Linked DNA regions of Homo sapiens: region 1 is linked to region 2. Evidence: chromatin loops called from intact Hi-C (ENCODE). Cell type or tissue: gastrocnemius medialis. All regions are shown on one strand. Each heading gives the region's core, and the rest is flanking DNA. Links, peaks and the distances in the headings are about the cores only.

The links. A loop is a pair of places that touch in the nucleus more often than their neighbours do. Peaks named below come from ENCODE experiments on the same cell type or tissue, not always from the same donor. Only the 100,000 strongest peaks of a DNase experiment are listed, where the experiment ranks them.
Region 1: it touches region 2 in a loop (8-fold over the local background); 2 of 110 quality-filtered maps call a loop at or near these places.

The regions. Positions count from the first base shown.
Region 1 is chr2:18,065,869-18,068,779 of GRCh38, forward strand. No RefSeq gene overlaps it. Among named protein-coding and RNA genes, the nearest start is that of KCNS3, 190 kb to the left of the region's middle. In gastrocnemius medialis, for the core only: no CTCF peak of the experiment used is centred there; no DNase peak of the experiment used is centred there; H3K27ac peaks cover 363 bases.
Region 2 is chr2:17,850,836-17,853,746 of GRCh38, forward strand. No RefSeq gene overlaps it. Among named protein-coding and RNA genes, the nearest start is that of KCNS3, 26 kb to the right of the region's middle. In gastrocnemius medialis, for the core only: a CTCF peak has its summit at 1,083 (motif pointing left); a DNase peak (open chromatin) is centred at 1,106.

The sequences.
Region 1 (2,911 bases), core at 147-2,646, 220 kb after region 2:
TTCAACAGATGTCAAGGGAGGTCCAGTGAAGTGACTGTGAAGTTGATTTGTAAACATTCCAGTAAGAATGGTTTCCTTTCTCAATAGCTATTTTGGAAAGGGTTTTCATGAAACAAGAATGTGACTATTAAATGTCATCTCACTTCACAAAACAATTTCTAGTCCACCAGCCAAACTGCTTGCAGCAAACAAGTTGACTAGGTGGCCCCATGAAAGGGTCCGGGTTTGAGTCTAGCCATTGCTATTTTTCCTTGTGTAGAAATCCAAAGGAAGCTCTGTTACTTGCAATAAACTTGTGATTTGTCTTGGAGAAAAAAGTGAAGTATCTTCAGTTGATATACTCTCAAGAAATGTTAACAGCGTGTACATGCAGCAATGTGAACTGGAGATATGTGGACATCCTCACTGACCTTAGAGGTCTTCGTATTTGCAAGAATCCAAGAATCTTCCAACTGTTGCAGGGGGCGGACCCAGAGAATTAGATGTTATCCGGGCTGTTTATCCTGCCTAGACAGGAATGTGCTGGGACTATAGAAACATGTATTCTAGCATTGATCTTGTGAGAGTGGGGAAGTCCTTAATCTTTTTGGGACCTCACTTTCCTCATCTGTAAAATGGCAGGTGAGGAAGCTGGCACAGGAGGTATCTGTGCCTTCTCCATGCTCTAAACTTTTACAATTCTGTGTGTTCCCTACTTTCCTTTTTCTGAAAGTATAAATCTGTATGCAGAGATGAATTTTGTGTCCCCTTACCTCTGTCTGACAAGTGGGCTGGACATTCTCTCCCTTTCTGGGCACCCATTAAATAAACAGATGGTTGGCCTAGTCCACCTGGCATCAGATATTTTCAGATACAAAAATATAGCCTCTCTGGGTTTTAAAAAGGGAGCTATTAAGACCAGCCGTGCAGCTTGAGAAGGACTCAGTGAGGATGCTACAGGTCATACTATAACTAGATTTGCTGAACATTTAAATTAAATGATTTTACTAACTACAGATGTCTGACATTTTGCCTCTAGGTGAACTTTATGACACTGAGTTGAGTTCCAGTGGTCCTTTCTCTTCCCTAAGGAATTATTATTTGTCCTTCAGCCAAGAGGGGCTGTTGACATTCATTTTATCATGTCTTCTGTCTGCTTAGGTTGCCCCCTCCTTGTCTCCAGTGATCTCTCAGAATGAATCAGCTCTCACCTCAGGCAGGGTTTCTGCCCCTGCTGAGCATGTAAAGCGTGGACTTGCAGACTCCCCTGGCAGATTTCAAGGGCATTGCACCTGGTCCTCATAAGCTCCCAGTGTCTCCCTCCCCTCCGGCCTGTTTTGCTCTTTTTCTTATTCTCTGCACACTGGGTGCACCTTCTCATCACCACTGCTTCTGCAGAGCCTCCTCCAAGCTCTCAAACTCTATATCTCTCACTGCTTACAACCACACAGAGTTTGCAAGATTTCAAACACTTTTCCTCTGGTGTAGACATTATCATTGTGGATTTCTGCACAATGAGATAGTTTTCCCATTTGGAAAAGAAAAAGCTGATCTCAGAAAGATAAGCACCCTCGGGGTGCACTACTGGTGCTTTTCTCTTGGCATACCCTGGTAACAAGATTAAAGTGCATTGCTATAGACTGAATGTTTTTGCCCTCCTCCCAAATTATGTGTTGAAATCTAATCCCCAATATGATAGTATTAGGAGATGGGACCTTTGGGAGGTGATTGGGTCATGAGGACAAAACTTTCGTGAATGGGATTAGCGCCTTATAAAAGAGGCCCCAGAGAACTCCCTTGTCCCTTTCACCATGTGAGGACACAGCAAGAAGACCCTGTTTGTGAACCAGAAAGTGGGCCCTTGCCAGACAGCAAATCTGCCAGTGTTTTGATCTTGGACTTCCCAGCTTCTGGGACTGTGAGAAACAAAATTCTGTTGTTTTTATGCCACACAGTCTATGGTATTCTGTTACAGTAGCCCAAACAGACTTAGACACACACAAAAAAGTCATTCTTTCAATTAGAGCCACGGCGGGAAACAGAGGGCCCACTTGAAGGAGTATTTCAGAAGTCATTAATAACCAGCGCATTTCTCAGGGAGTGGGCAGTGTTAGAAATAGTAATAAGGCATGGTGAGCCCTGCAGGGCTGACGGCAGGGTGAAGCCACGCAAAAAAAAAAAAAAAAAAAATGGCTAAAGGGGACTGCAGCCTATGAGAGCTGAAGCATGGATGGGGCTACCTGACAGGACCTCTGGCTGTAGGGAGAGCAGCCACATCCAGGCAGTGGCCCAACGGGGAGGGAACAGGGTAATGAAATCCCACCCCTCTCTGCTTCTGCCCCATGACAGCCTGCTGGATGGAGCCTCTTCCTGTGTGGCTGAAACCAACAGGAAGCTGGAAGGCAAAGGGGTCCAGAGATGCATCCCTAGAGATTGCCCTCCTAGGGCACAAAGCAGGATGCAGTGTGTGGAAATGGATCGGGGGATGGAAAAGGAGATAATTTGGTAAATTCACTGCTGTTTTTAAAACTGTGCTTCTCATTTTTTTTACTTTGACATTTGATACTTTGCTGTATCCAAGATTTCTGAAAACTCATAGTAGTAAGTAAGAAATCTAAACAGAGTCCTACTTCTCTTTCCTTTTTTTCTTTTTCTTCCTTTTTTTTTTTTGAGATGGAGTTTCGCTCTTTCCTATTTCAACAAATCTTGCATGGTTTCCTGCAGTATGGCTTATTCAACAGTCTTGTATTTTAAAGAGGGGTTTATTTGAGAAAGGGAAGTCTATAGCTATTTTCAAAGTTTAAAGAAATTTCTACCTGCTAACTGAGAGTATTCTCTATTAACAATGAATTATTATGCTTACTCTAGCGGTTGCTTGGTTTATAAAATGCCTTGAGCTTCCTAGAGAAATGATTCTCCTTGAATGCAAAGT
Region 2 (2,911 bases), core at 127-2,626:
GTGATTTCTTAGAGGGCAATGTGAGTGCCTATCTGGAGACAACTGGGGGTGAGCTGGAGCCATTCTGGCTGAATGTGTAAAATTGATCAAAAATAACTTTGGAAACTGTCCCAACTGATGTCAGTTGATGACACCATTTCCAGGGGTGGGAGGGAGCTCTATCTTGTAGGTCTAGTATCTCAGAGATAACGGCTTTGGGGTCATCAAAGACTGTGCTTAATTCTTGGTCTTAACACCATTAGCTGTGTGACCTTGGAAAGTCATTTCATTCTTCTGAACTGAGGTTATTTATCTGTAAAGTAGCAAGTTTCTTTCTTTTTTTTTTTTTTGAAACAGGGTCTCACTCTGTCACCCAGGCTGGAGTGCAGTGGCGCTATCGTGGCTCACTGCAGCCTCGAACTCCTAGGCTCAGGTGATCTTCCCTCCTCAGCCTTCTGGGTAGCTGGGACTACAGGCATATGCCACCACACCTGGCTAATTTTTTGGATTTTGTGTAGAGACAGGGGTCTCACTGTGTTACCCAGGCTGGTCTTGAACTCCTGGGCTCAAGCGATCCGCTTGCCTCAGCCTCCCAAAGTGCTCGGATTACAGGTGTGAGCCACTGTGCCTGGCCTAGCAGGTTTCTACGTCACAAGTTTCTCATGTAAAAAGCATCTGGCAAATTTGGGGCACACACTGAAGAGGGCATGGAGGAAACTCCCTGCTCTCCTCCCACCTCCAACTCCTACCTGGAAGAATAAAGATTCCCTAAAAATTGTGTGTGCATGTGAGAGGGAGAGGAGAAAGAGAAACTATTGAGTATAAAATAAGTGACCGTTCCTCAGTATTCCAGCAATGATTTCACTGTTTTGTGCAACATTTACTTTATATTTTAAAAATGGCTGAGTGGCAAAATTGAGTTGTCTTGGGCAATTAAGTGAACAAAGAGGGATGTAGACTCACATACTTACCGTGCTCATGAAAAGCCTCCTGGAAGTAAATGCAACAGCATGGTAACAGGATTATTTCTGCATGTGGGATTATGAGTCATTTTAATTTTCAGACACTGCGATTTTGTGCAGATGCAATAGCAGAAGATGCCCACACAGGGGAGCCTGTTGCCCTCTAATGGCTTTTGGGAGGCGCTCAGGAATCCACTGGTGCCCAGCTTCGGCGCTCAGGGGATCCTGTTTTAGTCCCAGTCCCTGAAAAGGCCCCCTACTGAAATAAAACCTGCCCTAAGCCCTCCTTGATAACATTAGCTGGTCCTATTTGCAGAAGGCAAATGATATTCTCAGGCCTGAAGGAGGTCACATTTTCCTCCACTTAGCAGTGTGGCTCAGTGGCAGGGACAAGGCCCATCTCACCTGCTTTATTGGGTTAGCTATTGGGTTGAGTGGGGCTTTTCCTTTGCCCAGTAGGGATCACTAGGGACATGCATAAGCGAAAGGGCAGAATGGCTCAGCAGAGGAAAGGTGCCCACCACAAGCCCAGGAGTAGGAGGCTCCAGGAGATGAACACAGGACATTGCAGGAAGGTGAGTGTGTGGTTCCCTGCGTGGACACCTGCCCAGCATGGGTCTTGCAGACCTGCCCCAGCCAACCCCAGCAAGCAAGAGGACTGGGAGGGAAGGCAGGGGGGAGGAAGGCAGTGACGCTGCTCTGCTCCTACCCTTTGGTGTGGCCAGAATAGTGACTTTCCCCGGGCCCTGCTGGATCCCTCAGGAGTGCAGGTTTGCCCTTAAGAAAGCCTCTGTAAGGGGAGACCACTGAGAGCAAGAGAAAGTGGGAGACAGAGAATCTCCAAGCTCAGTGGAAGGCAGGGAGAAGGCGCTGTCAGGTCTCCGAGGTGAGTCCCAGCATGAGCTTGTTCCCCTCATGTCACCAACAAAAGCAAGCCCAGCATACACCTGCCATGCAATGACATTGAGGGCCATTTGTGGAAACTAGAGAAGGCGCGAGTGCTAACAGAAGACCACAGCAGTAGCTGATACAGTTAAAACAAAGAAGCAGCCCCCAAATAACACATACCCACCCCCACATACCATAAAAGGCTTGTTCCTCTCTGTCCCTTCTTCCTGCCTCAATATCCTGGAGGTCTTCACCCTAAAGAAGGAAAGGGCAGGGGGCTGGGGAAGAACAAGTCCCCTCCACAGCAATGTGCAGCAAGGGGAGGCCTAGACCACATCTGTCCCCCACTCCAGGTCCCCTCAGCTACAGACCACACCTGTCCCCCACTCCACGTCCCCTCAGCCACAGACCACACCTGTCCCCCACTCCAGGTCCCCTCAGCCACAGACCACACCTGTCCCCCACTCCAGGTCCCCTCAGCCACAGACCACACCTGTCCCCCACTCCACGTCCCCTCAGCCACAGACCACACCTGTCCCCCACTCCACGTCCCCTCAGCCACAGACCATACCTGTCCTCCACTCCAGGTCCCATCAGTCACAGACCACACCTGTCCCCCACTCCAGGTCCCCTCAGCCACAGACCACACCTGTCCCCCACTCCAGGTCCCATCAGTCACAGACCACACCTGTCCCCCACTGCAGGTCCCCTCAGCCACAGACCACACCTGTCCCCCACTCCAGGTCCCATCAGTCACAGACCACACCTGTCCCCCAATCCAGGTCCCCTCAGCCACAGACCACACCTGTACCCCAATCCAGGTCCCATCAGTCGCAGACCACACCTGTCCCCCACTCCAGGTTTCCTCAGGCACAGACCACACCCATGCCCTACTCTAGGTTTCCTCAGACACAGACCATACCTGTGTTTCACTCCAAGTCTTCTCGGCCACAGACCACACCTGTCCTCCTCTCCAGGTCCCCTTGGCCACACACCACCCCTGTCCCCCATGCTAGGTTTCTTTAGCCACAGACCAGCAAGTGACGGGGCAAGTGACAGTTGTGGACCGCTGGGAGATCACT